Linked DNA regions of Homo sapiens: region 1 is linked to region 2. The links are chromatin loops, found by intact Hi-C in ENCODE. Cell type or tissue: tibial artery. All regions are shown on one strand. Links, peaks and the distances in the headings refer to the core of each region. The heading gives the core; the rest is flanking DNA. Region 1 has its middle 300 kb from the start of REEP3. Region 2 overlaps JMJD1C (jumonji domain containing 1C).

Region 1 (16,554 bases), core at 3,741-11,740, 650 kb before region 2:
TTTGTCACATCAGGAGAAATATATCAGATTGTCCTATTCTTAGTGATGAGAATTTTGATCACTCAGTAAAGATGGAGACCACAAGATGCTTCTATTTTAAAATTACATTTTTCCCTTAGCAGTGAGTATGAATGTGGGTTGAGACCTTTGTATTATGTGAATATCTTGTTTGACAAACTTTTTCACTTAAAGGTTTTAGCATCCATTGATGATTCTTGACACTAAAAAAGTATTTTTTAAGGCTGCAAAACAGTGACTTTCTATTTGCAACCATGTCAAATGTATGAGCTGGCATTCTCCCTTAAAGGGGAGCTTTCTCTCTGTAGCTGAAAGAATTCTTGGTCCTCCTAAAAAGGCAGGGCAAATACTTAATATTTCCCTTCTTGATATGGTTTGGCTGTGTCCCCACCCAAATCTCATCTTGAATTGCAACCCTCATAATCCCATGTGTCATGGAGGGACCTGGTGGGAAGTGACTGGATCATGGAGGGAGTTTCCCCCAGGCTGTTCTCGTGATAGTGAGTTCTCACGAGATCTGATGGTTTTATAAATGTCTGGCATTTCCCCTGCTTGCACTCACTTCTCCTTCCTGTTCACTGTAAACAAGGTACCTGCTTCTGCTTCACCTTCCACCATAATTGTAAGTTTCCTGAGGCTTCCTCAGCCACAAGGAACTGTGAGTCAATTAAACCTCTTTTCTTTATAAATTATCCAGTCTCAGGTATTTCTTTATAGCAGCGTGAGAATGGAATAATACACTTCTGATGGTCAATTTTAGAGTAAAACATTACTATAATAGCATCTGCAATAGTAGCAAGTAAGTCCTCCCTCTCTTCTCTTCAATTAGTCATAGTCATTATTCTTTCTTATGTTTAAATAGTCCCCCATTGTGGTCAATAAGAGGATTGTCATATTGCCTTGAATATTCTTTTGACACATCCCCATCAGTCTTTGAGCATTTCCCTGACTTTCTTGCCCAACAAGATGTCCCATTTCACTTAGCATTTTTACTGCCCCCAGGCTAGAATCAGCCACTTCTTCGGGAGCCCTGAAGAATCAGTATTTCTTATATTTCTAAAACAAAAATATAATGAAATGTCCCAAAAGCAACCCCTACCAACTAGTATCTTTAATGAGGTATAGTAAATTAATTGATTAATTTACTAGTTAATTAATTAAGGTCTTGGTTGGATTTTTACTATCAAGAATAAATGTTTAAAGTAATAGATTTTATCTTCTTTAAAATTATGGCTCCCTAAGGAGTCAAAGAAATGATGGATGAGTGAGGCCAGAACTTAGGAATTTGATCCTTGTAGTGAAGAGCCAGGCTCAGTTCCTAACTTCATGGGCAACCAAAGGACAGAATCTTACTTAATCTTTTTTTTTTTTTTTTTTTTGAGATAGAATCTCACTTTGTCACCCAGGCTGGAGTGCAGTGGCATGATCTCCGCTCACAGCAACCTCAGCCTCCCAGGTTCAAGCAATTCTCCTGCCTCAGCCTCCCACATAGCTGGAACTACAGGCATGCACCACCATGCCCGGCTAATTTTTGTATTTTTAATAGAAATGGGGTTTTGCCATGTTGGCCAGGCTGGTCTTGAACTCCTGATCTCAAGTGATCCACCCACCTCGGCCTCCCAAAGTGCTGGCATATCAGGCGTTAGCCACTGCGCCTGGCTGAATCTTACTTAACCTGACAAACTGTCTTTCCCAGAAGACATACAAATGAAACTTAATTTATTAGCCTGTTTTGTTCTTTGCTGTCACCACCGTTAAATCATGACATACTAATCACATCAACATTCCTAAATCCTAAGAGGACTTTGCTCTAACTCTAGTCTGTGCCCAACATATGGGTAATATAAAAACAAAGCGGGTCACATGAACCAAAAATTTCCCCTTTTGCATCAAAGGAAATACAGAATGTTTTCATTAAATACCAAGAAATTTCCAAGAAGCCAAAATCCACCATGCTCCTCTAAAAAATATTACACTTGATACCTTAGAACCAAGTTCACTTTTACATTCTTAGAAAGTTATAATTATGTGAATAAACTAAATTACTCTATAGTCAGAAAGTCATTGAGCTTTGTTATCAGATCAAATGTAGGTTTGAATGCCAACTCTAAACTTTATGAAGTCTGTGACCCTGGGAGAGTTATTAAATTTCTCTGTGCCTCAGCATCCTCATTTATTAAGTGGGTTGCTGTGAAGGTTGAACAAGATAATTCATGAAAGTACATATCATGAAGCCTGGAGAATAAATGCTCAATAAGGGTTAACTATTTCTTTACTGGCTTTCTTGTATTATCTGTAATGACTACAATTACCAATGCCACCTGCATTAGTCATATTAGGCAAAGTGATGCTTCAGTGACATATTAATCCAAAATCTCACAGGCTTAAACACATAAAAGTTATTTTTCACTCAAACAAAGCCAACTGTGGGTTCTGGTAACTCTCTGATGCAGCTTTTCCCATGTGGTGAGTCAACAACTGTATTTCTAACTACTATTCTCTCTCTCTCTCTCTCCTTCTTTCTCTCTCTCCCTCCCTCTCACCCTCTCTTTCAGCTTTGATGTCACCAATATGACCAAACTAAAATAAATACATGGGAAATCTTGAGTCCTTCTAACCTGATGTTTAATCATTATCTTATATAGATTTATTTCCTATAGAAATTAAAGTCAAAATAAAAAAATTTTAATTGCAATGGTACAAAAATTGATAATTTCAAATCACAATTCTCAAATCCTTGAAAAAAATGCTTCACAAGAATATATTGTTTTCGTAAGAAAGGATCTCATTATTCTTTATTCAGATTGAAGTATAATTAACAAATAAAAATAAAAATTACATATATTAAAGATGTACAATGTGATGTTTTGATATACACATACTTTGTGAAATGATTACCACAATCAAGCTAATTAACATATCCATCACCTCACATAACTACCTTTTGTGACTGTGTGTGGTAAAAACACTTAAAATCTACTCTCAACAGATCTCAAGTGTACAATACAGTATTAACTATAATTACCGTGCTGTACATTAGATCTCCGGAACTTATTCATTTTGCATAACTGAAACTTTGTATCCTTTAACCATCATCTCCCCATTCCACCCCTACCCCAGCTCCTGGCAACTACCATTCCACTCTGTAACTCCATGTGTTCAACTTTTTAGGTTGCACATATAAGCGAGATCATGCAGTATGTCTCTGTTCTTGGCTTATTTCACTTAGCGATGGCTTCCAGGTTCATTCATGCTGTCACAATTGACAGGATTTTCTTCTCTTTTATGGCTAAATAGTATTCCTGTGTGTGTGTGTGTGTGTGTGTGTGTGTGTGTGTGTGTGTGTCACATTTTCTTTACCCATCCATCCATCAATGGACACTTAGGTTGACTCCATATCTTGGCTAATGCTACAATGAACATGGGAGCGCAGATATCTCTTCAACACATTGATTTCATTTCCTTGGAATATATACCCAGTAGTGGGATTGCTGGATCATGTGGTAGTTCTATTTTTCATTTCTTGAGGAACCTCTATACTGTTTTCCATGACTGTATTAACTTACATCTCCATCAACAGTGTATGAGAGTTCCCTTTTCTCCACATCCTCATCAACACTTATTTTTCATTTTTTTGATAATAGCCATCCTTACAGGTATGAGATGATAACTCATCGCGGTTTTAATTTGCATTTCCCTGATAATTAGTGATATTGAGCACTTTTTCACACACTTATTGGTAATTTACATATCTTCTTTTGGGAAATGCCTATTGAGTTTTTTGTGTTCCTTATATATTTTGGATATTAACCCTGATCAGATATATGGCTTACAAATATGTTCTCCTATTCTATAGGTAGCCTTTTCATTTTGTTTATTGCTTCTTTTGCTGTGCAGATGCTTTTTAGTTTGATGCAATGGCATTTGTCTATTTTTGATTTTGCTGCCTGTGCTTTTGTGGTCATATCCAAAAATGTACTGCACAGACCAATGTCAAAAAGCTTTTTTCTACAGTATGCCTAAGTCTTTAATCCATTTTAAGTTGATTCTTGGATATGGTTTGAGATAAGAGTCCAATTTCATTCTTTTGCATTATGATATTTAGTTATCCCAACACTGTTATGGAAAAAGACTATCCTTTCCCCATTGTGTATTCCTGACACCTTTGTTGAAGATCAATTGGCAATAAATGTGTGTATTTATTTCTGGGCTCTCCATTCTCCTCTACTGGTCTATATGAAATTGGTCTATATTGTTTATATGCCATACTATTTTGATTACTATAGCTTCAAAGTATATTTGGACATCAAGTAGTGTGATGTCTCCAGCTTTCTTATTTTTGCTCAATTGCTTTGGCTACTCAGGGTCTTTTGCGGATCCATACAGATTTTAGGATTTTTTTCTATTTATATTAAAAATGTTAATGAAATTTTGATAGAAATTGCATTGAATCTGTAGATCTCTTTGAGTAATATTGATATTTTAACATATTAATTCTTCCAATCCATGAACATGGGATGTCTTTGTAGTAAAATACCACAAATTATTTTTTAATCATATAATTAAACATGAAATACTATTTTGGCAAATAAGACAATAAAGTAACATTTATTTGTTGACACTCTGCCAAATAGGTATTACATTTAAATATCCAAAACCTGGGTTTTCCAATTCCTGCACTCCCGTGTTTCCCCAAATGTGTTTCACAAAGTCCTCATCCCAAGAGATATTAAGAGGCATTCTGTGAGATAAGGGTTCTACAGTCAAAAGGTTTTGAAAATGGTGGGTTAAAGTTAAACAATTTTCTTTCCCACACAACTCATCGGAGTCTTTGCTATGTTTATGAGCACTGTAAATCTCCAAAAAGCACATACAAGGTGACTTGCTGTTTGTTTGTTTACAGAGTTTTTCAAGCATTTAATGTTTCTCAGAATATATTTTGTGAAACACTGTGCTACCCCTCACTGCCTTACTAGCCTCTAATCACAATGACTGAGCTCTGGAGCTGCAAAGACAACATGATATGGAACCGAAGATGGCAGAATGCCAAGCGCAGGCCTGTAGATCAACTGCTGACAATTTAGAAGCACAGTACTGCTTAGTTTCCTTCTCTCTTCGGCAATAAATTTAATTTCTTCCAGAAACTGCTGTTATACCTGAAAGTATCCGTTGGGTTTTTAAATGATAAACGATGGTCTTGATCTTGCTATATTAAATAAGAAAGAGAGGTTTATTGGAAACATTCTGGGGTAGTTCAGAGTTGTAAAGGAATAACCAAACACCACAGCCACAGGAAGGACAGGAGGCAGGGTCACTGCAGACACTTGTAGAGCAGAAATTCAGGGACGGTTGCTTTTGGCTCCAACCACCAGATGACCCACTCCATACATCTTCTAGCTGAGGATAAACCCTAAAGTTTCAAACTTCCAAAAGACGATGTTGATTGGCCTAGTTTGGGCGAAGTGCCTACCACCTATCCCACTCCTTAAAGGTCATGGTTGAAGTCCCATGATTGGCCGTCCCACCAGAATGACATAGAGTGGAGGAGGAACAATTCCTCCAAAACACAAATGCTAGAAAGAAAAAAAAGCAATGTACTTCACACTTAATCAGCGTAACAAGTTGACCTGTGCCTTAGTTCATTCTACTATTTCTACTCCTACTAGTTAGTTCTTTATATTTCTTGCATACCACACTGGAGCATTTCTGATGGCCAGGTTTTCTTCTTCAATCACCTTCAACAACCATGACAGCCTGCCTTTCAAAGAGTTCAACGAGGATCTTGGTAGGTTAAGTCCTTGTACCAAGAAACCTGGCATTGTTGATTAATAATGTTCAAGAAAGAATCATTTAGTCAAATTATCAACTAAACACATTCATTCTCAGCAGCCACACAAAGCACAAGGACAGAAAATGTAAGGCAATGTGAGAAGCAGAAAGAGGCAGGGTTTAAAGACAAATATAACAAATCAATTCATCCTGACCTCCAAATGACCCAAGTAAAGGAATTTAGTTAAGCATCTACCTTTTCCCCATCCTTGAGTCTATTGGCCTTAAGTTTTTCTTAGTAATTCGAAATTCTTCTGAATTATCAATTTCTGTGTAGAAAGAGGGGAGTCTGTTCTATAATAATTCTTGCTTTTTTTTTTTTTTTTTTGGAAGAGGGAGTCTCACACTGTTGCCCAGGCTGGAGTGCAGTGGTGCGAATTTGGCTCACTACAACCTCTGCCTCCCAGGTTCAAGCGATTCTCCTGCCTCAGCTTCCTGAGTAACTGAGATCACAGGTGTGTGCCACCATACCCAAGTATTAGTACAGACGAGGTTTTGCAGTGTTGGCCAGGCTGGTCTTGAACTCCTGACCTCAGGTGATCCACCTGCGTTGGCCTCCCAAAGTGCTGGGATTACAGGCATGAGCCACCACGCATGACTTATAATCATGCTTTTTGATCACAGACAAAGATTGCATCCTTGCCTCTGGTGGAATTCCTTCTACCTGAAAAAACTTTTCTTTGGGCTACAGTTTTTCTAAGTATTTATCCTCGGCACACCTTACCTTGCTAAGCAGAAATGCTACATGGAAGTCATATTGTTGGCTGAGTTTTACTTTTATTAATTAATATTAATAAAATTAAAATTAATATTTTTGAGCCTTTTAAAAAAACTTTATTAGCAAATGCTTATTTGGGCTTAATTATTTGGCTCTTTGTTGTAGCAAAAGTCTCAATCAATTTTACAAGAAAAGATAAAAAGAAAAGCATGATTTCTAACCAAGTTTTACTACTGCATTTATTTTTATGAAATATTGCTTTTTAGTCACCTGTATTCTGGGGCAAAGGTAAGTTTTACATTATTTTTATTTACTTACACATTTTATTACATAGAAAACCAAAATTCAAGTAAGAAATCATATTGCTTGAGACAGGACAAAATGTTGGGGACAATGACATGCAACATATCTTGTACTTTTTCCAAAGAAAATCTTTTACTTAATAGTCAAACTCTACAGAAAACATCAAGAATAGAACAATCACACACCCAAATAGTGACAAAAGGATGCTAGCTATGTTCTGTTATTTTAGTTTTCAGCTGTTTCTTTTTTGAAAACATGGGGCTTTGTGCTCTTTAGGGAAAGGGGATCTATGAAAGGAACATTTGCCTTCTCTGTGTCCAGTCCTGGGGAAGGGGAGAGTTGCTGTCTGCAAATGCACTCACCACCATTGACTCAAACAGTTGAGAGAGAGAAGAGGATATATAGTAGAAATTAAAACTCTGCCTACTCCCCAACACCACATAATGCCTCAGGCACACATGAATCTATTGAGTAGTATCTGAAGACAAGACTTGTAGCAGGCATTTATCTTTGAAACAGATTTAAATAGATTTGTTTTTTAATCTACTTTAAAATGTGTACTGAGTAAACCTTAAATAGTAAATCTCAAAATAGGAAGAGAGGTCATTTACATTTAAGGAAACAGAATTGGTTAATTAGAGCTAAAAAAATTATAGCTCTGGGTATGCATTTTAATTTGGTTGGCTGTCAAGGGCATTGTTGTCCTGAGTAATTATGAAACAAACTCACATATACAGGAAATCATCATCTAGGGAGGGTTTTCTGCAGGTAGAATGACTATTAATAAAAATCTTCCTTTTTATCCTCGACTGTCCTCTGGCTGTCCCAACAGAATATCAAATTAAAGACAAATTTTTTTCTGGTACTTAACAAACATCATGTAGTTTTGGCAATGATGAAATCTACAGTACTTGGGAATAACAGTTGGGTCTGCCGGTAGGGGGAGTGCGAGCCAAGTTTAGCAATAGAGAGCTTCAGAAATGGGAATTTATGGGAGGATTCTAGGAGAAATGGGCTTGCAAATAGTATAATAAAATGAAGAGTAAAGCCAAAGTATTGATGGCAGGGCTTCTGTTGGTGCAAATGCATGGGCCCTATTGCCCAGAGAGAAATATCAGTAGCCTGTGGAAGTGACAGTAGAGTGTGGGCACAAGAGATTCCATTTAATGTGTGTATCATAATTTATTTAACCCTTTATTTCCATAAACACCCCATTTTTGTTAGTTTGATTTTTGTTTTTGTTTTGTTTTGCTAGCACACATCATGCTGGGATAGCTGTCCAAAATAAGAATTTCAGTTGATAAATAGGTTACTCATTTCTCCCACAGACCTATATTTCATAAACCCCTAAACCCCTTGGCTTATGACCCCACATATTATAGTATCTGATTAAACCTTGCAGATTTTGATAAGGATCTTTTGTTACCCAAATTGTCTAAGTTTCACTTTAAGTAATACTCATGCAGTATTTTTCACTAATTCATTAACTATAGTTCCCTTTCCCTTAGATACACTCGAACTTCAGTCCCATTTCCAAAAAAAAAAAAATTCCTCTTTCCCTCCACCAGATATCAGATCCTTCTATTTCCAAGAGAGGCCTTCAAAATTCTATACCAGCTTTTCTCCCAGTAAACAACAGGTCTTGGTCTCTTAAAATAGTTTAGTACATGAGGAAAGATGAGAATTATGCCAAATGCTACTTTTGAAAACATTCTTTTTGCAGAGTTGAGAAAACAGTTTTTAAAAATTGAGACTTTGTGAAGCGTTGTGGTATTTATTCATCTTTAGTCAAGCCATAGAGAGAAGCCCTTTAGAAGCAATGGCTTGGAGCCTCCAAAATCCCAAGGTTCAAATTCTAGTTTTGAATGTACTGACTAGGTGACTCTGAAAGAGTTACCTTAACTCTCTAAGCCCATGTCTTTATAAAATAGAGAAATAGTAATGACTTTTCAGAGCTGTTCGAAAGAAAGAGACAACATATGTCTCTGGGAGTGCTCAATAAATGACTGCTATTCTTAATGAAACAGTAGCTAAATCCCATTGTCTCCATAAATATAGATTCCCAACTCCTTCTACGAAAGAAGTCTAGGCCAACAGATTCCCATTGTAAAACAGAATAGTTCTTCTCTACAAAGGGTTAGGCTGCCAGAGTTAAATGCCATGCCGTTAGGTCACTCCCTTCCCCTGAGTATACAGAAAGATGGCTTCAGCCATGCCACCCTGCTGGATATCTGAACAACTTCTGTCTAAATGCACTAAAACACTAGGCTGGGAGAGCACATTATGTATGCATTAGGTCTAGAGATAGAATGAAGGCTGAGAAGATAAATGAGAAAGACCACTGTGAACCAACAGAACAATCAATCCTGAAAGGCACAGAAGTAATACAAGGAAAAAAAAAACAGTTTTAATGCTAATGGGCATCCACAGAGAAATTAGGACACATACACACATACAAACAGGCTTCCGGAAAAAAAAAAGCAATCAGAGAACAACAAATTCAATAGAGGAATTGAGGTTATTCAATTCTGTTAAAAATGCACCTGGGTACAGTTTACATTATTTAGGTGATGACTACCCTAAAAGCCCTGATTTGACCACAGTGTAATCCATGCATGTAACAAAATTGTACTTGTACCCCACAAATTTATACCAAAAAAACTGCACCTAACCTGAAAGATATAGTCGGGGCTATTTTCCAGAATTCAAAGAAAAAATACTGAAATAGAGTAAAGATATGAAGGATCAATCCATAAGGTCCACATCTGGATAACAAGAGTAACAGATGAGAGAACAGATACCCATGGAGGCTGCACTGAAGGAGAGGTCTAGTCTTAAGATTAAAAAGGCCCACCAGGAGCCACAGGGTTCATAAATGAAAGACCCACACCCAGACACACCAAAGATTAAAATGATAAAGGCATAAAAAGAATTGTACAGATGTCTATTAAAGGGTTACCTTCAAAGAATGAGAATCCATTGGTATCAGACTGCCTATCAGAAACACTAGATGCCAGAAGACAATAAGAAATCAAGCTGAAGTTCTAAGGAAAATTATTCTGAACCTATAATTCTATACTAAACTATCCATCAAATTTGAGTACAAATTAGACACTTCCGGACATGCAAGAACTCATACTCAAAGTCTCCCTTCTATGAACCCATTCAAAAAATATCCATGTGAGGACATTATAACAAAACACAAAAGAAGATCTAAAAGTGAGAATAGAAAAGGGGCAGAGCAAGATGGCTCCACTAATCATCCCCTGCCCAAATAAGAACACCAATTTAACAACTATCAGCCAGGTACCATGGCTCATGCCTGTAATCCCAGCACTTTGGGAGGCCGAGGCGGGCAGATCACTTGAGGTCAGGAGTTCAAGACCTACCTGGCCAACATGGTGAAACCCTGTGTCTACTAAAAATACAGACGTTAGCCAAGCATGGTAGTGCATGCCCGTAATCCCAGCTACTCAAGAGGCTGAAGCAGGAGAATTGCTTGAACCTGGAAAGTAGAGGTTGCAATGAGCTGAGACTGTGAAACTGCACTCCAGCCTGAGTGATGAAGTGAAACTCTGTCTCGAAAAAAAAAAAAGACATATAAATTTACTACATTTAAAAAAATGTCTGTTGATCTGTTGCCTACAAGAAATACTTCACCTATAAAGATATACGTAAACTGAAAAACCGAAACTAAAGGGATGGAAAATGATATTCCATGCCAATGGAAACCAAAAAAGAGCAGGAGTAGCTATACTTATATCACAAAAAATAGATTTTAAGACGAAAAATATAAGAAGAGACAAAGAAAGTCACCATATAACGATAAAGAGATAAGTTCAGCAAGAGGATTTAACAATTTTAAATACATATGCAGCCAACACTGGAGCACCCAGATACATAAAGCAAAAAGAGAGATAGACTCCAATACAATAATCGCTGGAGACTTCAACACCCCACTTTTAGCATTAGACAAATTTTCCAGACAAAACCAACAAAGAAACATCAGACTTAATCTGCACTGTGGAACAAATGGATCTAATAGATATATATAGAATATTTCATCAAAGGGCTGCAGAATACACATTCTTTTCCTAAGCACATGGATTATTGTCAAGAATAGACCATATATTAGGTCACAAAACAAGTCTTAAAACATTCCAAAAAACTAAAATACTATCAAGCATCTTTTCTGACCACAATGGAATAAAACTAAAAATTAATAACAGGAGGAATTTTGGAAACAATACAAATACATGGAAATTATACAACATGCACCTGCATGACCACTGGCCCAATGAAGAAATTAAGAAAGACATTGAAAAAAATTTTGAAACTTAATGAAACACAACATACCAAACCTATGGGATACCGTGAAAGTAGTACTAGGAGGAAAGTTTATAACTATTAGTACCTACATCAAAAAAGACAAAAAATCAACTAAACAACCTAACAATGCATCTTAAAGGATTAGAACAGCAAGAGCAAATCGAACCTAAAATTAGCAGAAGAAAAAAAACAATAGGAGCCTGACCATGATAGCCAACAAGAAGCAACTAGTGTGCACCACTTTCAGGGAGAAAAATATAGAGGGTGAGTAAATATAGCATCTTCAACTGAAACATCAGGAACACACATTGGGATTCACCAAGAAAACAACTCAACCCATGGAGAACAGAGAAAAGCAAGGCAGGACAACTGCCCACCCAGGAGTGACACAGAGCCAGGAGCCTCCCCTGCCCAGAAAAACAGTGAATGAGTTAGCAACCCTGGGGACCCATGCTTCTCCCACGGTTCTTTGCAACCCTCAAGTCAAGAGATCCCCTCGTGAACCCACTCTACCTGGGCCTGCGGTCTGACATGCAGAGCAATGTGGAGTTTCAGCAGAGCAGCCGCTGGAAGTTTTTGATACCTGGACTTCCCAGCAAAAGTAGCTGCAACTCCAAAGCAGGGAGTTAGACTCCTGTACATACCTATAAGAAAGGGGCTGAATCCAGGGGGCTGAGCAGCAACAGTCTGTAGGTCCCACTTCGATGACATTTTGCAGAATAAGAACCACTGGCTTGGAACTCTAGCCAGCCACTGGTAGAAGCATTACACCTCCTTGAGATGGAACTCCAAGAGGGAGAGGTGGGCCACCATCTTTGCTATTAGCAGCATTACACCTCCCTGAGATGGAACTCCCAGAGGGAGTGTGGGCTGCCATCTTTGCTGTTGCACAGCCTTAGCCATTGTTGCCTTCAGTGCAGCTGCCCTACAAAAAAGCAGACAGACTGCTTTTTTACCTGGGTCCCTGACCCCACTTCTCCTTACTGAACAGGACCTTCAGACTGGGGTCACCAGCCACCCTTGCCAGTGTTTTCCAACTGGCAGTGGTTCTGAGCCTCCCTGGGTTGGAGCTCCCAGGGAGAAGGACAGGCCACCATCTTTGCTGTTCCATAGCCTTAGCCATTGGCATCCCTGAGAGGGATGGAAAGAAAGCAAACAACTTGGGAAACATATTTCAGGATATTATCCATAAAAATTTTCCCAGCCTTTCAAGACAGACAAACATTCAACTTCAGGAAATACACAGTCTCTGAAAGATTCAACACAAGAAGATCCTCCCCAAGACACGTAATCATCATATTTTCCAAGGTCAAAATGAAGGAAAGAATGTTAAAGGCAGCTAGAGAGAAAAGGCAGGTCACCTACAAAGGGAACCCCACTGAGCTAAAAACAGCCCTCTCAGTATAAACCATACAAGCCAGAAGAGATTAGGGGCCTATATTCAATATTCTTAAAGAAAAAAAAATTCAACCAAGGATTTTATATCCAGCCAAACTAAGCTTCCTCAGCAAAGGAGAAATTTTTTTTTTCAAAGAAGCAAATGCTGAGGGAGTTTGTTACCACCAGACCTGCCTTACAAGAGACATTGAAAGGAGTGCTAAATATGGAAAGGCAAGACCATTACCAGCCACTAAAAAAACACACTTAAGTACACACACCAGTTACACTATAAAGCAACCATACAAGCCAGCATAATAACTAGCTAACAACACAATTACAGGACCAAATCCACACATATCAATACTAATCTTGAATGTTAATAGGCTAAATACACCATTTCAAAAGCACAGAGTAACAAGCTGTATAAAAAAGCAAGACCCAAGGTATGCTGTCTTCAAAAGAATCCATCTCACAGTCAATGACACCCATAAGCTCAATATGAAAGGATGGAGAAAAATCTACCAAGCAAATGGAAATCAGAAAAAGAAGCAGGGTTTGCAATCCTAATTTCAGACAAAATAGACTTTAAACCAACAAAAATAAAAAAAGACAAAGAAGGGCATTACATAATGGTATAGAGTTCAATTCAATAAGAAGACCTAACCATCCTAAATATATAGGCACCAAACACAAGAGCACTCAGATTCATAAAGCAAGTTCTTAGAGACCTACAAAGAGACTTAGACTCCCACACAATAATAATGGGAGACCTCAACACACCACTGACTAACAATGAGACAAATCAATGAGGCAGGAAATCAACAAAGATATTCAGGACCTAAATTCAACATTGAACCAAATGGATCTGATAGACCTCTACAGAACTCTCCACCCAAAAACAACAGAATATACATTTCTATCATCGCCACATGGCACATAGTCAAAAATTGACCACACAATCAGACATAAAAAAAAATCCTCAGCAAATACAAAAGAACTGAAATTATGCCAAACACACTTTCAGACCCCAGCACAATAAAAATAAAAAATCAGACTGAAAAAATTGCTCAAAACCATACAATTACATGGAAATTATACAACCTGCACCTGAATGACTTTCAGGTAAATAATGAAATTAAGGCAGAAATCAAGAAGCTCTTTGAAACTAATGAGAACAAAGATACAACATACCAGAATCTCTGGGGCACAGCTAAAGCACTGTTAAAAGGGAAATCTACAGCACTAAATGCCCACACCAAAAACTCACAAAGATCTCAAATTAACAACCTAACATCACAACGAAAACAACTAGAGAACCAAGAGCAAATCAACCCCAAAACTAGCAGAAAGACAAGAAATAATCAAAATCAGAGCTGAACTGAAGGAGATTTAGACACAAAAATAAATTCAAAAGATCAACAAGTCAAGAAGTTGTTTTTTTTTTCAAACAAATTAATAAGATAAATAGGCCATTAGCTAGACTAAGAAAGAAGAAAAGAGAGCAGATCCAAATAAACGCAATGAGAAATGACAAAGGCAATGTTACCACTGACACCACAGAAATACAATCATCAGAGACTACTATGAACACGTCTTTGCACACAAACTAGAAAATCTAAAAGAGATGAATAAATTCCTGGACACATACACTCTTCTAAGACTGAGCCAGGAAGAAATTGATTCCCTGAACAGACCAATAATGAGTTCTGAATTGAATCAGTAACAAATAGCCTACAAACCAAAAAAAGTCCAGGACCAGATGGATTCACAGACAAATTCTACCAGATATACAGGGACGAGCTGGTACCATTCCCACTGAAACTATTCCAAAAAATTGAGAAGAAATGACTCCTCCCTAGCTCATTCTATAAGGCCAGCATCATCCTGATACCAAAACATGGCAGAGACACAGCAAAAAAAGAAAACTTCAGGCTAATATCCTTGATGAACGTTGATGCAAAAATCCTCAACAAAATACTGGCAAACCAAATTCAGCAACACATCAAAAACTAATCCACCACAATCAAGTAGGCTTTATCCCTGGTATGCAAGGTTGGTTCAACATAAACAAATCAATAAATGTGATTCATCACATAAACAGAACTAAAGACAAAAACCACACAATTATCTCAATAGATGCAGAAAAGGCCTTTGCTAAAATTCAACACCACTTTGTGTTAAAAACTCTCAGTAAACTAGGTATTGAAGGAACATACCTCAAAATAATAAGAGCCATCTATGACAAACCCATAGCCAGCATCATGTTGAATAGGCAAAAACTGGAAGAATTCCCCTTGAAAACCATCACAGAACAAGAATGCCCTCTGTCACCACCCTATTCAACTTAGTATTGGATGTCCTGGCCAGAGCAATCAGGCAAGAGAAAGAAATAAAGAGCATCCAGATAGGAAGAGAGGAAGTCAAAGTCTCTCTCTTCACAAATGATATGATTCAATACCAAAAAATGCCATAGTCTTGGCCCAAAAACTCCTTTCAGCTGATATACAACTTCAGCAAAGTTTCAGGATACAAAATCAATGTAAAAAAATTACTGGCATTCCTACACACCAACAACAGCCAGGCTAAAAGCCAAATCATGAAGGCAATCCCATTCACAATTGCCAAAAAAAGAATAAAGCGCTCTGCCTCTGCGCTCTGCCTTGCCTCTCCCTTCCCTCTCCCCTCTCCCCTCTCCCCTCTCCCTCTCGGTCTCCCTCTCCCTCTCTTTCCACGGTCTCCCTCTGATGCCGAGCCGAAGCTGGACTGTACTGCTGCCATCTGGGCTCACTGCAACCTCCCTGCCTGATTCTCCTGCCTCAGCCTGCCGAGTGCCTGCGATTGCAGGCGCGTGCCACCACGCCTGACTGGTTTTCGTACTTTTTTGGTGGAGACAGGGTTTCGCTGTGTTGGCCGGGCTGGTCTCCAGCTCCTAACCGCGAGTGATCCGCCAGCCTTGGCCTCCCGAGGTGCCGGGATTGCAGACGGAGTCTGGTTCACTCAGTGCTCAATGGTGCCCAGGCTGGAGTGCAGTGGCGTGATCTCAGCTCGCTACAACCTCCATCTCCCAGCCGCCTGCCTTGGCCTCCCAAACTGCCGAGATTGCAGCCTCTGCCCGGCCACCACCCCGTCTGGGAAGTGAGGAACGTCTCTGCCTGGCCGCCCATCGTCTGGGATGTGAGGAGCCCCTCTGCCTGGCTGCCCAGTCTGGAAAGTGAGGAGCGTCTCTGCCCGGCCGCCATCCCATCTAGGAAGTGAGGAGCGCCTCTTCCCGGCAGCCATCCCATCTGGGAAGTGAGGAGCGTCTCTGCCCGGCCGCCCATCGTCTGAGATGTGGGGAGCGCCTCTGCCCTGCCGCCCCGTCTGGGATGTGAGGAGCGCCTCTGCCTGGCCGCGACCCCATCTGGGAGGTGAGGGGCGTCTCTGCCCAGCCGCCCCGCTGAAAGGAGGAGACCCTCTGCCTACAACCACCCCGTCTGAAAGGAGGAGACCCTCCGCCCAGCATCCGCCCCATCTGAAAGGAGGAGCCCCTCCGCCCGGCAGCCGCCCCGCTGAAAGCGAGGAGTCCCTCTGCCCGGCAGCCGCCCCGTCTGGGAAGTGAGGAGCCCCTCTGCCTGGCCAGCCACCCCGTCCAGGAGGGAGGTGGGGGAGTCAGCCCCCAACCCGGCCAGCCGCCCCGTCCGGGAGGGAGGTGGGGGGGTCAGCCCCACGTCCGGGAGGGAGGTGGGGGGGTCAGCCCCCCGCCCGGCCAGCCACCCCGTCTGGGAGGGAGGTGGGGTCAGCCCCCCGCCCGGCCAGCCGCCCCGTCCGGGAGGTGAGGGGTGCCTCTGCCCAGCCGCCCCTACTGGGAAGTGAGGAGCCCCTCTGCCGGGCCAGCCCCCCCGTCCGGGAGGGAGGTGGGGGGCTCATTGAGAACGGTCCGCGATGACAATGGCCGTTATGTGGGATAGAAAGGGGGGAAAGGTGGGGAAAAGATTGAG
Region 2 (15,550 bases), core at 7,551-15,550:
GAATTCTCAAGAAATTTGAGGAAGAAGATTTGGATGACATTTTAAGGAAAAGATTGAAGGACTCAAGTGAAATACCTGGTGCTCTGTGGCATATTTATGCTGGGAAAGATGTTGACAAGATAAGGGAATTTCTTCAAAAGGTATAAGTTAGTTTGCAAATAATATCTCTTCCCCTCAAGCAAGGACTTATTCATTGTTGCCGTACCTTCACTTGGCATTCAACAATATAAGACCATTACATAATTTTTACTTCAAAGTAGATGGGAGTTTTTGTTGAAAGTCAAAACCCTGTTTCTCTTGCTCCTCTTTGAAAGTCTGTTAACATTTTGAGGGTTTTGAATGGTGATTTGTTCCCAGTTGGTAGTGTGCCTCCATTCCCTGTTAATAAAAGACTGATCTGTTCTTGAGCCAGATATTAGTTGGGTGGCGAAAAGTAGCTATCTGGAGTCGCGGGATGTAAAAACAAATATTTCATGGAAACGTCTAAAGAAGGTAGGATCTTTATTTTCTTTGAATCTGATAGATATTTTTGGCTGCTGACCTAGGGAATGATTCTACTCTATCACATCTGATACTATGATACTTACTGAGTAGACTCAGATTTTGAGTAATCATACCTTGACTGTAGTTGGCATATACTCTGAAAGAAATTTATATATCAACCTGAAATAATTGGTTGAAACCCTTTGCTCAGGTACTTTTTAAACTTCGTAATTATGGAAATTTGTTTTAAGAAATGTTCAGTGCTGATACATCATCTTTCTGAAAGGATGTAAGTTCTGTCTGTGATCAATGTGAAGTAAAAGAGTTACAGCCTTTTTTGTACCATTTTATCCCTGAATACTTACCTGTATTTTAATCTGAAGTATGATCATTTGTGCCTTCTAAAGCAGATTATTTAACTGATTAAAGAGTCCCTTGAAATTGATTTTTCAAGTGTTAGAAGGTTAGCCATGTAAAGGTATTTATACTTACCTCAAAAAAGGATCAATAAATGTTTATGAAATCCATACATATGAATGGTTTGGCTTTTGGTAAAAAAAAAAAAAAAAAAAAAATACCCTGTTCCTCATCCATGTGCTATACTTTTGAAACAGTTATAAGGAAGGAAACCAGATAGATGGAAACTTCATAGTGGAAGGAGGTGGTGAGAAGGAAGTAGTAAACTGTTAAGAGCATTTCAGCATTGCTGTATTGTTTTAATATTCTTTGGCTTTCCAAATTATTGCAGAATGTTATTTTTTAACTGAAGAAGCTCATTCAGTTGTTCCATTGATTCTGAGAAGAAAAGATTTGTTATTACAAATAAAATTGAAATTTAACTGAACAGGATTTACCATTTCCTTACTTAAATTGGAGTGTCTATTTTAATTCATATTTCAGATTTCAAAAGAACAAGGCCTTGAAGTTCTACCAGAACATGATCCAATACGTGACCAAAGTTGGTATGTGAACAAAAAGCTCCGTCAAAGGCTGCTTGAAGAATATGGAGTCAGAACCTGTACTCTTATTCAGTTCCTTGGTGATGCTATTGTTTTGCCAGCGGGAGCACTTCATCAGGTATATACAAACTTATTTCTAACATATTTTTTACTGACTGAAAGAACTAGTTTTGAAAAAAAAATTGCTCTTAGTATAGATATAAATGGAAGAAGATGCAAATAAGAGAATTACCTGCACCAGTCTGCCTTTATTAGAATGACATCTCAGTGCTTGCAGAAATCTCACATAATTTCCTTAAGATTTTAAATTGTTTTAACATGAGCCAGATTTCTATTTGTATACTGTCTCCGATTTAATAGATCGAAATCTGATTTTTAAGCCCTCCTGGTGACATGTATACCTCTGAATAGTGAGGCTTAAAAGCATGGGGGGACACAGTATACAGACTTTTTATCAGGCTTTAAGCATACCTCCTACCTTTCTTCAGCATGCTAGCATATCAGGGGCCTGTCTAAAGAAAGATGGTATGTAATTTATATAACTGTTGATCCACAAAACATAAAAACTAAAATAAATACCTAGTTTAAAATACCTAATTTTTCCAGCACCGGGAAAAATGGCATAGAATAGATGCAGTGGTTATGGAGGGTGGGATTAAAAGTACACAGTGGATTCCTATAGGTGGAATGGGGCTACTACAGCCCAGGTTAACCCTTAAAATTAACAAGGTGTACCAGGGAAACCAGAAAAAACTCAAAAGCTGCTTTGCCTCAACAGTTGGTTCTCCACCTTTTCCACTGCTAAGTAATTGAGATGTAGCTGATGTATATTAGTTTACCAAGGAAACTTTCTCACATTTTATATAAGTATAGTCATTGACTGTTTTAGCATTTATGGCACTCTTCCATACAAATACTACTTAGGTGATAATAATTGCTTAGCTTTTAGGATGTGTCAGATTCAGGGTCAGATTTATCATTATTAGATCTCAAATGGCATTTATGATACAGTAGTAAAATACAAATGTCATAATAATAAATACCTTTTTCTCTATGATAATTTCCTGGAAAAAATGTATTTACATTAAGTGGTTATATTTTCCCATGGACTTATGATTATTTCAGAGATGTCATATTATTTATGTTTCATGTTTAATCTGGGATTCACCCTATACACCATTTCTTTGACTTCTAGACTCTTAGCAGAAAATAGCTAATCTGTATTCAAATGTAAATGCTCTCAAAAGAAGAGCCTATTTAAGAGACTAGTATTATAAATCTTTTTGTACATAGGAATAATCCTTTGATAATACAAAGTAGATTCCCTTGAAGATCTTTATTCACATATTGAATTTATCCAATGTCAGTTTTTATAAAGTTAACCTAGGTAGTGTAGTCATTTTTGTAAATTGAGATATAATTTGCATATAGTGAAATTTACCTTATTTAATGTATAATTCTGTGAGTTTCAACAAATGCATAGTTAGGTAACAACATAATCAAAATGTAGAACAATTCCATCACTCCGAAAAAATTCCCTCTTGCAGTTTTTTTTTTTGTTTTTTGTTTTTTGTTTTTTTGAGACAGAGTCTTGCTCTTGTTGCCCAGGCTAGAGCTCAGTGGCGCGATCTTGGCTCACTGCAACCTCTGCCTTCCGGGTTCAAGCGATTCTCCTGCCTCAGCCTCCCGAGTAGCTGCGGATTACAGGCATGCACCACCACGCCTGTCTAATTTTGTATTTTTAGTAGAGATGGGGTTTTTCCACGTTGGTCAGGCTGGTCTCGAACTCCTGACTTCAGGTAATCTGTCTGCCTTGGCCTCCCAAAGTGCTGGGATTACAGGCATGAGCCACCATGCTCGGCATCCTCTTGCACTTTTATAGTCAGCCTCTTCCCACCCAAAGTTCCTGCAACTAATCTGCTTTTTTGTCCCTATAGTTCCTCTTTTATGAGTATGCTGTAAATTTGGACTCACACAGTATGTACCCTTTAAGTCTGGCTTTTCTTAATGTATTTGAGATTCATTCCTATTGTTGTATTTATCAGTTGATTCTTTTTTTATTGCTGGGTAGTTGTATGAATATTTTTTTCATTTTTTAAATCCGTACATTCACCAGCTGAAGTACATTTTGGTTTTTTCCACTTTGGGGCAATAATAGATAAAGCTATCATAAACATTCATATACATGGTTTTATGTGAACAAAGATTTTTATTTCTGTTAAGTAAATACTGAATGGTGGGATTGCCTGGTGATACTATAATGTATGATTAAATTTAAGAAACTGCCAGACTATTCTCTAAATTGGTTGTTCCATTTTCATTTCCCAGTGCAGGGTTATGTGAGTTTCATTTCCTCTGCTTCCTCACTAGTGCTTGTTACTGTCAGTTTTGTTTTTAGACCATTCTAGTAAGTGTACAGTGGTGTCTCATGGTGGTTTTACTTTGTACTTTCTTAATGACTAAACATTGGGCATCTTTTTATATCTTCATTTGCCATCTGTATATCTACTTTGGTTAAATATGTGTTCAAATATTCTGTCTATTTAGCTGCTTTTTTTCTTACTGAGTTTTGAGTGTTTTTTGCCAATTTCTGATAATGTCTTTTATCTGATAATGTGTTTTACAAATACATTTTCCTTTCCTGTAGCTTCTCTTTTCAAAGAGCATTTTTTTTTCATTTTTCCATTTTTTAAAAGACAGTATCTTGCTCTGTTGCCCAGGTTAGAGTGCAGTGGCACAGTCATAGCTCACTGTAATCTCAAACTCCTGGGTTCAAGTGATCCCCCCACCACACCCTCCTGAGTAGCTAGTACTGTAGATGGACACCACCATGCCCAGCTGATTTTTTAATTTTTTGTGGAGATGGGGTCTTGCTGTGTTGCTCAGGCTGGTCTCGAACTCCTAAGCTCAGGCAATCTTCCTGCCTTGGCCTCCCAAAGTGTTGGGATTGTAGGCATGAGCCAACCCACCTGGCTGGTTTTTTCCATTTTGATGAGGTCCAGTTGATCAGTTTCTCTTTTATGGATGGTATTTTCATAGTATCTACAAAATTGTTGCCTAGCCCAAGATCACTCAGATTTTCTCCTCATTTTCTTCTAGAACCATTATAGTTTGAGGTCCTACATTTGGGTATGCAATGTAGTTCATCTTTGTATGTAGTGCATAGTATGGAGCGAGGTTCAATTTTTTGCATATGGGCATTTGGCTGTTCCAGTACTATTTGTTGAAAATACTACTTTTTAATGTTTTTCTTTTGAAAATGTAATACATAAACAGAAAAATTCAAAAGTATAAAAAGTTCACGGTGAAAATTCAGTATCTCACATTTTTCCCCCAGTTCCTTTTTTCCAGATGCAATCATTGTTACCCCAAAGAGATTCCATGCTTACACTTGTGTCCCTGCTGCTACTTTTTTGGGAACAGTGGTCTTTTAGTAGGCTCAAAGTGACCTTGTTAAAAAGTTAGGTTGGTTTACATATCCACACTTCCCCCTCTGTCTCACTGCCTTCATCTCGTATGGCTCTCCTAGTTCCTCTCTAGCCATCCTGCCCTCTTTGCTTCTTTCACACACACCAAGTATGTTTCCCCCCTCCCCCAGGGTTTTTGTGCTTCTTAATCTTTTTTGCTTGGAATCGTTTTTCTGTCAGGTATCTGTAAGACTTGCTTCTTTACACTTTTTTAGGCTTCATTCAAATTTCACCTTCTTGGTGAGGTCTAGTTTAAAGCTGTAAATTGTGTCCCCCAACTTTCTGTCGTCTTTCCTGCTTTATTTTCCTCCATTTCAGTTGTCACCTTAAAATATGCTTTATAATTTACTCACTTTGCTTGTCTTTTAACCCCCACTGGAACGTAAGCATGATGAAGTAAGAGATTTATCTTTTCCATTGCTCTCTTCCCATGCCTAGAATAATGCACTTAATGTTTGTATTATTAATAAGTCTCTATTCTGAAGGCCAGAAAATACGTTCTCAGTAACAACATGTTTTTGCACAAGGGTAGAGGAAAACAAATTTATGGCTTTCTATAATTTATATGTATTGGGCTTTTTGTAAAACATGTAAATGTTTACTTCTTCCTATATGTGCTTTCTCTGGCTACTTCCAAAAGTTTACTTAGGTTGGAATCCACTTTATGTCTATACACATTTTCTTTGAGATAGTTAGAAAATTCACATAGATTATAGAAACAAGATTACATCTATAAAAAATGTTATATCTAAATACACCAAGGCAGCATATATGACCTAGACTGACAAATTATATTCTGAGCTCTGCCACTAAATTGCTGAGTGATCCAAAACAAGATCTAACTTCTTTGCTACATATTTTGGCACAGAAATTGCCAGCTGTACAAAAGGGAATTGCTACCTTTCCTCTCCTGTGGGGTGTAATGACAACAACACAGCTCTTTATACTCTGTTGAAAGGATGTTGTCCGTAATTCACAATTGGTGGCAATGCAGTTTTAAGAGAAAATTCAAGGGAAGTAATAAGTGTTTACAATATTAACCTGGATTTGAGATGCATTATTACTTACAACCTGTTTAGGTCTTAGAAGTTCTGAAAACTGTTAATGACTTCAACACTTCCAGTAGGCTATAGGTGGCCCTCAGAATAATCAGACTCTAAATCAGTATTCTGACACTTCAGCATATGTTAGAATTTCATGGAGGGCTTGATAAAGCAGATTGCTGTACCCCACCACCAGAGTTTCTGATTTCAATGGGTCTGGGGAGGGACCTGAAACTATAGATTTCTGACAAGTTTCCAGGAAATGCTGATTTTACTGTTCAGGGACCACACTTTGGAAACCACACAAATAGGAATCTCATGCAAACCCAAGGCACCTATCAAAAAATTTTCAACCAAGTGATTCTGCATGACAAGGGCCAGCAGTGCTAGGGAAGAAACAACATTCTGTTCTTTGGCCCGTCAGCAATGACCATTGCCAGAGCCAAACTGAGAAGAGTGGGCTGTCTGTTCAAGGAAGCTGAGATATATAATCTTAGCAAGCTGAGGGAAAGCAGCATAGCCACAGCCCTCTTTATATGCTAAGAACTATTCTAGAATTGGAGACTTACAAATCTTACCTTGGTAACTGGGACTCAGTCTGTGAAACTCCTGTACATCCCTCCACAGAGCAATGACCCTGACCTCCAGGATTTTTGTCTCAGCTGTAGTATTCTGAGGTTTAGAGTGGCCTTTACTTAAAAACAGCAACAGTTGTTTTTTTTTTAAGTTAACACATAATCTTTAGTAAAATTTGTCGAAAAATACTAACTTTGATTGTGTTTGGTCATTTATCATGAGTTTAGAAAATTGTAAAGTTGTAATTCTCTGTATTTATATGACCAAAAGGACTTCTTGGCAAAATCTTTCCACACTAAGTTCTCACAAATAACTGAGTAAATAGCAATCACAGTGTCAATATAATAACCTTCCTACTATGAATACAAATTATATTTTCTTAACATTACCTATTTATAATTATAACTGATGCTTTTAGGCAAGTATGAATAAGACAATGTCAAGGAAGTGAAATATAAATGAGTCAAATGTGGCAAAGAAAAGGGATAATCAGAATGAGAAGCTGAGTTGTGTTCTGCTTTAAAACTGAACCTTGGCTCTTCAAAGTAACCCTCAAGCCTTTATCCAAAATATATCAGGTAGGGGTCATTAGGAAACCTAATAGCATCTTGTAAGCACTAATAAAGGTTACTGTTCTAAAAGTCATTTTAAAACAACCATAAGCTGGCAAAGACTGACAGAATGAACTTTTTCAGAACTCTGGAATCTAATTGAAAACTTACAACAGCAACCAAGAGACTGCTTAATGAAGAAAAGGGCAGCTGATTTTTGGCATTTAAGGAAATCTCTGTTAGGTAACTGGCTGACCAGTGAGATAGTGGAACAGAGACTTCAGTGACCACACCCAACAAGGAATACTGCCTTTGCAAAAACAGTTTGGAAAAGTCACTAAACAAATGGATGACTGGAGCCCTCAGGAATCAACAACAGCAAACCCTGAGGCAGGGAGAGAATATGATTACCCATTGTAATGTTCAGATGCCCAGTTTTCAACAGAAAGGTATAAGGCATACACAGAAAGAGGAAAGTATGGCCCATTCAAAGGGAGAAAATAAATTGGCAAAAACCTTCCCCGGGAAGCCCAGACATTGGACTTACTACTAGACAACTGTCTTAAATATGCTCAAAGAGCCAGCAGAAATCAGGAAAACGATGGATGAACAAAGTGAGAATATCAATAAATTATATAAAAAAAGAACCAAGTATACATTTTGGAGCTACAAATGATTTTAGGACATGCTAGAGCTAGATATACCAAAAGTTCTTTCATGCTAAAACTTTGGAAAGACTTACTCTCCTTAAGTTCAGATAAATGAAAGACATAAGGAGAGAGGGCATTTGGAGACTCTGTATGCTGGTATGAGAGTTAATAAGCAGGACTGTAAAGCATCTGTTAGACAAGACACCGCAGGAGTTGGGCTCCTGTTGACTTGCCATTTATTGGCTGATTTGTCTTGGGACAGGCGCTGAACATCTCATCCATAGTTTCCTGCTCTGTGAAATAGAGCATCTGTTCTACAGACACATTATGAAGAGCCAGTGAGACTGTACAGAAATGCTGAAAATGTGAGGCATCCACTATGTTCATCCTCCAGAGGAACCAACAGCCTAATGATTAAAGAAAGAGAATGTTTACTTTACTATGCTACCAAGTTATCAATAGAGGCACAGTGCTTGAGTTAAAGAACTCTGCAGACTTCAGCAGCTGTTCAGGTGGTCATTATGCCCAGAGGAGGAATTCTAGCCCCTCTGGAATTCCATCACCCTATCATCAATTAGATTTTTTTTCCCCACAGTCTCCATTTCCCACTTACTATCTCTTTCATCTCACTCCTCCCAATTAAATTTATTTTGCATACTTAGAGTAACTTTAAATGCTTAGTTTTTCAATTATTTCTCCTTTCCCAGGAATTTTTATGATGTTTTTTAATATCACTAGAAGACAATCTAGAAACACCACAAATCCCAGATTGGATCAGCTTGGGCCTTCCTCTGTTGTTTTACTGGCATTAATAGAAAGCAGCTCTAATAGTCAAGTGCAAAGTCAGTTTGTAAATGCTGAACAAATAACAGATAAGACTATTGACTGGCTTCTTGGGAAAACTGTTTGGTCAGGAGAGAGAAAACTGTTGAAAAACTGTTGTACTGATGTCACCGGTGATTGAAGGGGTATCTTTAATTGGCTAATTTGAAAGAAAGTCACAAAAGAAAGGCATGAATAACCAAAATCCTGGGATATTTCTGAAACTCAGTCGAGGTCAGTAGATCTGTCTGGGACTACATTTTCCATCCCAGTTCCTAACAAAGTTTCATTTTCTTTTCTTTATTCTCTGATGTAAGAGTTAACAGTGAAATGACCAAAATCCTGAAAGCCAATGGAGCAACAATAAACATACTCAGATAGATTGCCTCATAAATTCTTTCAAGTTAGTTTTTAAAAGTAACACATTTTTTAAAAGTCCACTTTGGCAAAATTGATAATTTAATATCTGGTTATCAGCCTCTCCAAAGGATTCCTGGAAAAGTTATTTTCTTTTTATCATTTAAAAATATTCCATTTACAAAGTCACTTTACATGAAGCTTTTCAGTGACATAACTTTCTCATAAAATGTGGTCTTCTGCTTTAAAATCCATTTGATGTTTTGGAGAAAGTAAATTCTCCAGCAGAATTGTCTCTTGTGTTTATTGGTTTTAAATAACTTGGCTTTTCTTTGCTCCACCTCCTAAAACTTGTATTTCACGGTTTTTCTTTTGGGGATAGGTTCAGAATTTTCACAGCTGTATTCAGGTAACTGAAGATTTTGTGTCTCCAGAACATCTTGTAGAGTCATTTCATTTAACACAGGAACTGAGACTTTTGAAGGAAGAAATCAATTATGATGATAAACTACAGGTAAGAGTTGGGTGTTCTAGGTCCTGTTCTTCAGGCTTTTTATATTCAGAAATATGATACATGTATAACAGCTTAGGCAGTCATTGCCTAGTTGGTCACATTAGGGTGACAACCAAAGATTAACACCAACATGTATTTAATTGTATGATTTATAGTGTCCCTTTTGGCTTAACACTTTCAAACATTTTTCTTATATTTGGCTTTCCTAGTTCCCTATTATTTTTTTAAATCTGGAAGTTGTCATTTTTTAATTAATTTCTGTCGAACTGAAGTGATTAGAAATATCAACATCTCTTTCAGGTTAAAAATATTTTGTATCATGCAGTCAAAGAAATGGTGAGAGCCTTGAAGATACACGAGGATGAAGTAGAGGATATGGAAGAAAATTAAGTGTGATCCAGTTTGATATTTTTAGGTTGTTGAACTGGGATTACTTAACCTTGAATGATGATATGTATGCACACTGACTTTAAGCTTCATAAAACCATCAGTGCCAAGAAATTCTCTTTGTAGTAATTACTTGTTACTGACACCACAGCAGTATAGCATATGTCACAGCTCCTGTGATTCAATGTTATAAAACAAGCAGAATTTTAAAAGCAGCACTATATAGCTGTTTTGTATTATAGTGTATATGATGTTTGTGAAAATGCCAGATTTAAAATGATGTATTTATTTTTGGTAAAAAATAAAAAATTCTATGCTATATTGTTGATCAAGTGTAAATGTGACCTTGTACAGTTTACTAAAATTACTGATATTTTTCACTACATTGAGACAGTTACTGTGAGAATAGGACACAAACACCAGCTATTGCCTGCATCTGGGAAATTGCTGAATCGCACAGCAGTCATGTCATAATCAGAAAATTACTGCCAAATAATTGTAAAATTTGTAAAGTATAAAGTATATAAAGTAGATACTAAATACAGACACTTCAATATTTTGTTGAAGCTATTGACTGTACAATTAAACATTTTCAAAAGGTGTAATTTATTTAAAATTGTCTCATTTTGGTAAAATTTATGTGAACTTTTAAAGCTAAATATTAAACTTAATATGCTATGTAAATATATACATATATACATTTAATGATGTATTTTTTTAAAACATTGGCTTGCTTTTGTTAAAGTGCAAGTGTTACATATGGCTTTGTACATTAAAGTTGAAAGGGGTTTTACATTTTCCATTAAAAGGACTTTATCAAAAATTGACTTTTTCCAGAGTACTCCCTCTGTTGACAAGCATGACACTGGGGGCAGAGAAGAGCCCGAAGTCAGTCATCCTGGGTATAAATATGAGTTCTGCCACTTACTGTATGACCTTAGAAAGTTATTTTAATTAATTTGAAGTCTTGGTTTTAATAGCTGGCTGCTATTGTCGGTTGGTTAAGGCTGACATATTCCCAACCCTTTAAGTTACTGGAAAGATGTAGCTCTCCACTGACACCTGCAGGATATTGAGAGGATAGCCTTTCTTCTCAACTGAAAGCATTCAGCTTAAAAGAAAAAAGTGGGAGTCCAAGTTGTGACACCTTGCAAGTTGCTTAGTTTATACTGTTTTTCCTTATGTCACCATCGTTTAGCTCCATGTAATCTGTTACAACACCCTCCACTTCAGGCAAGGTTCAGCCAGGAATGTGAGCAATTACATTTCATGTGAATTACCTACATGTGGCATTTCACATTAATTACCTATACTTATCATGGGATGGATAATGACTACTTGGCTAGAAAGAAAAATTGGCCTGAGGAATATTTCAGATGATTTTGTGAACCTTCTTTGGTGAGCTTTTGACTTTTTTAAATACCATTTTTCCAAATGTGCCTCAGCTGATAAAGTGGCTTTTGTCTAATGCTTTCATATGTTCCATCTGATTTAATTTTGATGTAAAATTAAGTGAAAGCCAAGGTGTTAATTCTGGAGTAGAGTACCACCTGCTGGTCCCCTAAAGCCTGCCAGGATCCCAAAGTCTGTGGTGATTGTTTTTCCTCAAAACCTTTTGCTTCTCTTGCTCTTGCATGAGCCACCTTTTAACCATATTTACAACTTATTCTGAATAGCTGAAGCTAACGAAGATAAAGCCAGGTAATGTGGCTTGTTTCAGTGCAAACCCACCTTAATGACAGTATTCTATCCGTAGTCTGAAGAATATTGTATCCATAGTCTGAATTCCATGCTGCTGACCTAATTAATTCCTTGTAAATCTGGGGTGAAGAGAGAGGACCATAATGCTTACATCCTTAATGACATTTGTAAGCTTTTTGGAAGGCTGGGGAGTTGATTGATTGCTGATTACTCCCTAATCACTGGAGCAGTTCCTCTGGCCTTTTTCTCTCCATCCTTTTGGTTGGGTCTGATGCGCCTCAGGAGTATGTCTGAGTATGTCAGCTCCCTCCAGACGGTGGTATGGTGTTATCTTAAATGTGTACAATAATTTGAGAAACAACAAAGAGCCTTTATAAAGGGAAAGTCGTGGTGAATACTTTACTTTAGTTCTTTCCCATTCTAGTGTATAATGTTTTTTGAGACACTCTCGCTCTGTTGCCCAGGCTGCAGTGCAGTGGTGCAATCATAGCTCACTGTAGCCTTGAACTCCTGGGCTCAGGTGATCCTCCTGCCTCAACCTCCCGAGTAGCTGGGACTATAGGCACGCATCACTGTGCTCAGCTAATTTTTTTTTCTTTTGGAGACTGAGTTTCACTCTGTCACCCAGGCTGGAGTGCAATGGCGTGATCTTGGCTCACTGCAACTTCCGCCTCCCAGGTTCAAGTGATTCTCCTGCCTCAGACTCCGGAGTAGCTGGGACTACAGGTGCATGCCACCACACTTGGCTAATTTTTCTATTTTTCATAGAGATGATGGGGTTTCACTACGTTGGCGAGGCTGGTCTCGAACTCCTTACCTGATGATCTGCCAGTCTCAGCCTCTCAAAGTGCTGGGATTAGAGGCGTGATTTTTAAAATGTTATTTATTTATTTATTTTATTTATTTATTTATTTATTTATTTAGAAGAGATGAGGTCTCTCTCACTACGTTACCAAGGCTGGTCTCTCCTGAGCTCAAGTGATCTTCCCACCTCAGCCTCCCAAAGTGCTGGGATTACAAGTGTAAGCCACCACACCTGGCCCTAATTGATAATGTTTTTACTGGAATATGGATTTTTCATGAATAATCAATACGTGCATTCAAATTCATTTCTGCCATGCATCTGGGGACTGTAATACCCAGACGAATCAGTGTCTGGTTTTCTGTCACTTCCCTTCTTGGTAGATGGGTTATGGATTTAATAACATCTGGGTAAAATTAATAAGCTTCAGAAAAGTGCTGTCATACCTTTACTTTGCTCTGTGCATGTATACCATAGATAGATTGATACAACATGTTCTGTTTCTAGATGCCAGCCTATTAAAGATGCTCTCACAAATGAGATCAGCAGTCAGCCATGGGAGAGGAAAAAGTGATTTAGTTATTCTATATAATGGTTTTTTTGTTTTTTGTTTTTGTTTTTGTTTTTGATACGGAGTTTGCTAATTTGCTGTTGTCATCCAGGCTGGAGTGCAGTGGCACCATCTCGGCTCCCTGCAACCTCTGCCTCCCAGATTCAAGTGATTCTCCTGCCTCAGCCTCCCAAGTAGGTGAAGTTACAGGCCCACACCACCATGCCCAGCTAATTTTTGTATTTTTAGTGGGGATAGGGTTTCACCATGTTGGCCAAGGCTGGTCTTGAACTCCTGACCTCAGGTGATCCGCCCACCTTGGCCATCCAGAGTGCTGGGATTACAAGCGTGGGACACCACGCCCAGCTAGTTATCATTCTGTATTCAATACAGTATTCAGTATGAATTGGGATAACAAGTTGGCCAAGACACAAGGTTATGTATGCTGCCAGGCCTGTCACCAGGATGCAGACTCAGACCTTTCCAACTGCAAAAGTTATGACATGGCCTGGTTATGCAATTACTATGTAAACCTAGATAGATATGCTTTGAAACCGTATAAAAATATAGCAAATGTGAGTAGTATGTGAAGTACTTTGGCTCCCACAGTAATCAGCCTGGTTCTTTTAATGACAATTAATTGACTTTTAAGTGACAATGAAATGTTGGCAGGCTCCAGGTCACTGGCTGCATGCCTTGTAAGTTAGTTCCCTTTCTTGGCTGGGGAGGTTTTCACAACTGGCTATAGCTAAAACAGGATTGTCCTTCTGTGTCTTGTCTGTGAAAAAGACCTCAGCCCTGGGGCCAGCGGAGGGTATACCAAGGACCTGTGTTGTATGGGTGGGTCAAATGGACTCCACTTTGAGAGGAAGGGCATTATGGGTACAGAAGCCAACACCACCTCACCACCCCTTAGTCTTTGACCCAAATTTTGCAGATGATAAAAGATGTGGAGAGCTGGATGAGTAAACAAATACACTTTGGGAGGCCAAGGTGGGCAGATCACGAGGCCAGAAGTTTGAGACCAGCCTGGCCAACATGGTGAAACCCCTTCTCTACTAAAAATATAAAAATCAGCTGGGCCTGGTGGCACAGGCCTGTAGTCCCAGCTACTCTGTAGACTGAGGCACCAGAATTGCTTGAATCTGGGAGGCAGAGGTTGCAGTGAGCCAAGACCGTGCCACTGCACTCCAGCCTGGGCGACAGAGCAAGACTTTCTCAAAAAAATAGAAAAAAAAAATGAGAAGGAAGTATAAGATGAGATGCGAACTGACTGCTTTCCCAAGGAGAGCGAGTGTGGTCCTCTGGCAGCATAGTAAGGATGGTAACTGACAGGTGGGGCTACTGTGGAATATGGAAACAACGGTTCAAGGTAGGTGATACAGGTTTGCTTTAGTAAGTGGAAGAAGTTCAAGATAAAGACTCAGGGATCACTGTTTCCAGCCACACATGCCATGCCCTACGTAAGTGTAAGGTAGAACTATCTTGGGCCACGTGCGGTGGCCCACGCCTGTAATCCCAGCACTTTGGGAGGCTGAGGCGGATGGATCACCTGAGGTCAGAAGTTCGAGACCAGCCTTACCAACATGGTGAAACCCCATCTCTACTAAAAATACAAAAAATTAGCTGGGTGTGGTGGTGCAGGCGTGTAATCCCAGCTACTCAGGGGGCTTAGGCAGGAGAATTGCTTGAACCCGGGAGGCGGAGGTTGCAGTGAGTCGAGATTGTGCCACTGCACTCCAGCCTGGGAGACAGAGCAAGACTCTGTCTCAAAACAAAAAATAAACTTGTATTTACAACTTATTCAAAAGTGTTAGGCAGGCATTGGTGATGTGATGGTTAAAAAATTTTAAAAAAGATGCTGAGGATTGGCCCATCTATGCTAAATATTATATAACAGGTATATACAAAGTATTTGGAAAAGCTGTAATAAATTTTGCCTGGGGTTAGGGAAGGCTTCAGAAAGGTAGTATTTGCACAACCCTTCAAGTAACAAAAAGGACAGCAAATGTGTACATATTTAGATCTCCGTTTGGCCCTTTTTTATAAACACATTCACTGAGACTTCTATACACTTTTCAAGAGAGATTTACAAAGTCATTCACTCTTCATTTCTTGTTCTAGAAGGGCAGCAGGGAAGGAGCTGCTTCTTGGAATGGCCTTTATAAGAGGTGAATGTCAAATAGACAAATTCCTATCATAGATGTCCAGTAAACAACTACCAGGATGTCATAGGCAAGTCAATGTAGTCTCATCTCTCCCATTCTATAGATAAAATACAATCACATTATTTTCACATTAAACATCTAGAAGATACTGTGGTAGCCTGAGGCGTTTTTCTTAATCAGTGAACTGAGGCCGGGCATGATGGTTCATGCCTGTAATCCTAGCACTTTGAGAGGCTGAGGCCGGCAGATTACTTGAGGTCAGGAGTTCGAGACCAGGCTGGGCAACATGGTGAAACCCCGTCTCTACTAAAAATACAAAAATTAGCTGGGTGTATTGGTGCATGCCTGTAATCCCAGCTACTCTGGAGTCTGAGGCAGGAGAATAGCTCGAACCCAAGAGACAGAGGTTGCAGTGAGCCCAAGATCACACCACTGTACTCTAGCATGGGTGACACAGCCAGACCCCGCCTCCCAAAACAAACAAAAAAACATTTTATAGCCAACCTAATATATTTATTTT

The links. A loop is a pair of places that touch in the nucleus more often than their neighbours do. Peaks named below come from ENCODE experiments on the same cell type or tissue, not always from the same donor. Only the 100,000 strongest peaks of a DNase experiment are listed, where the experiment ranks them.
Region 1: it touches region 2 in a loop (4-fold over the local background); 19 of 110 quality-filtered maps call a loop at or near these places.

The regions. Positions count from the first base shown.
Region 1 is chr10:63,811,206-63,827,759 of GRCh38, reverse strand. No RefSeq gene overlaps it. Among named protein-coding and RNA genes, the nearest start is that of REEP3, 300 kb to the right of the region's middle. In tibial artery, for the core only: a CTCF peak has its summit at 7,818; a DNase peak (open chromatin) is centred at 7,820.
Region 2 is chr10:63,162,307-63,177,856 of GRCh38, reverse strand. JMJD1C (jumonji domain containing 1C) reads left to right here. Exons shown (of 26, transcript NM_032776.3): 23 at 1-140; 24 at 1,384-1,560; 25 at 9,291-9,422; 26 at 9,723-10,632. The coding sequence ends at 9,812. Among named protein-coding and RNA genes, the nearest start is that of NRBF2, 37 kb to the right of the region's middle. In tibial artery, for the core only: a CTCF peak has its summit at 10,878 (motif pointing left); no DNase peak of the experiment used is centred there; H3K27ac peaks cover 2,136 bases.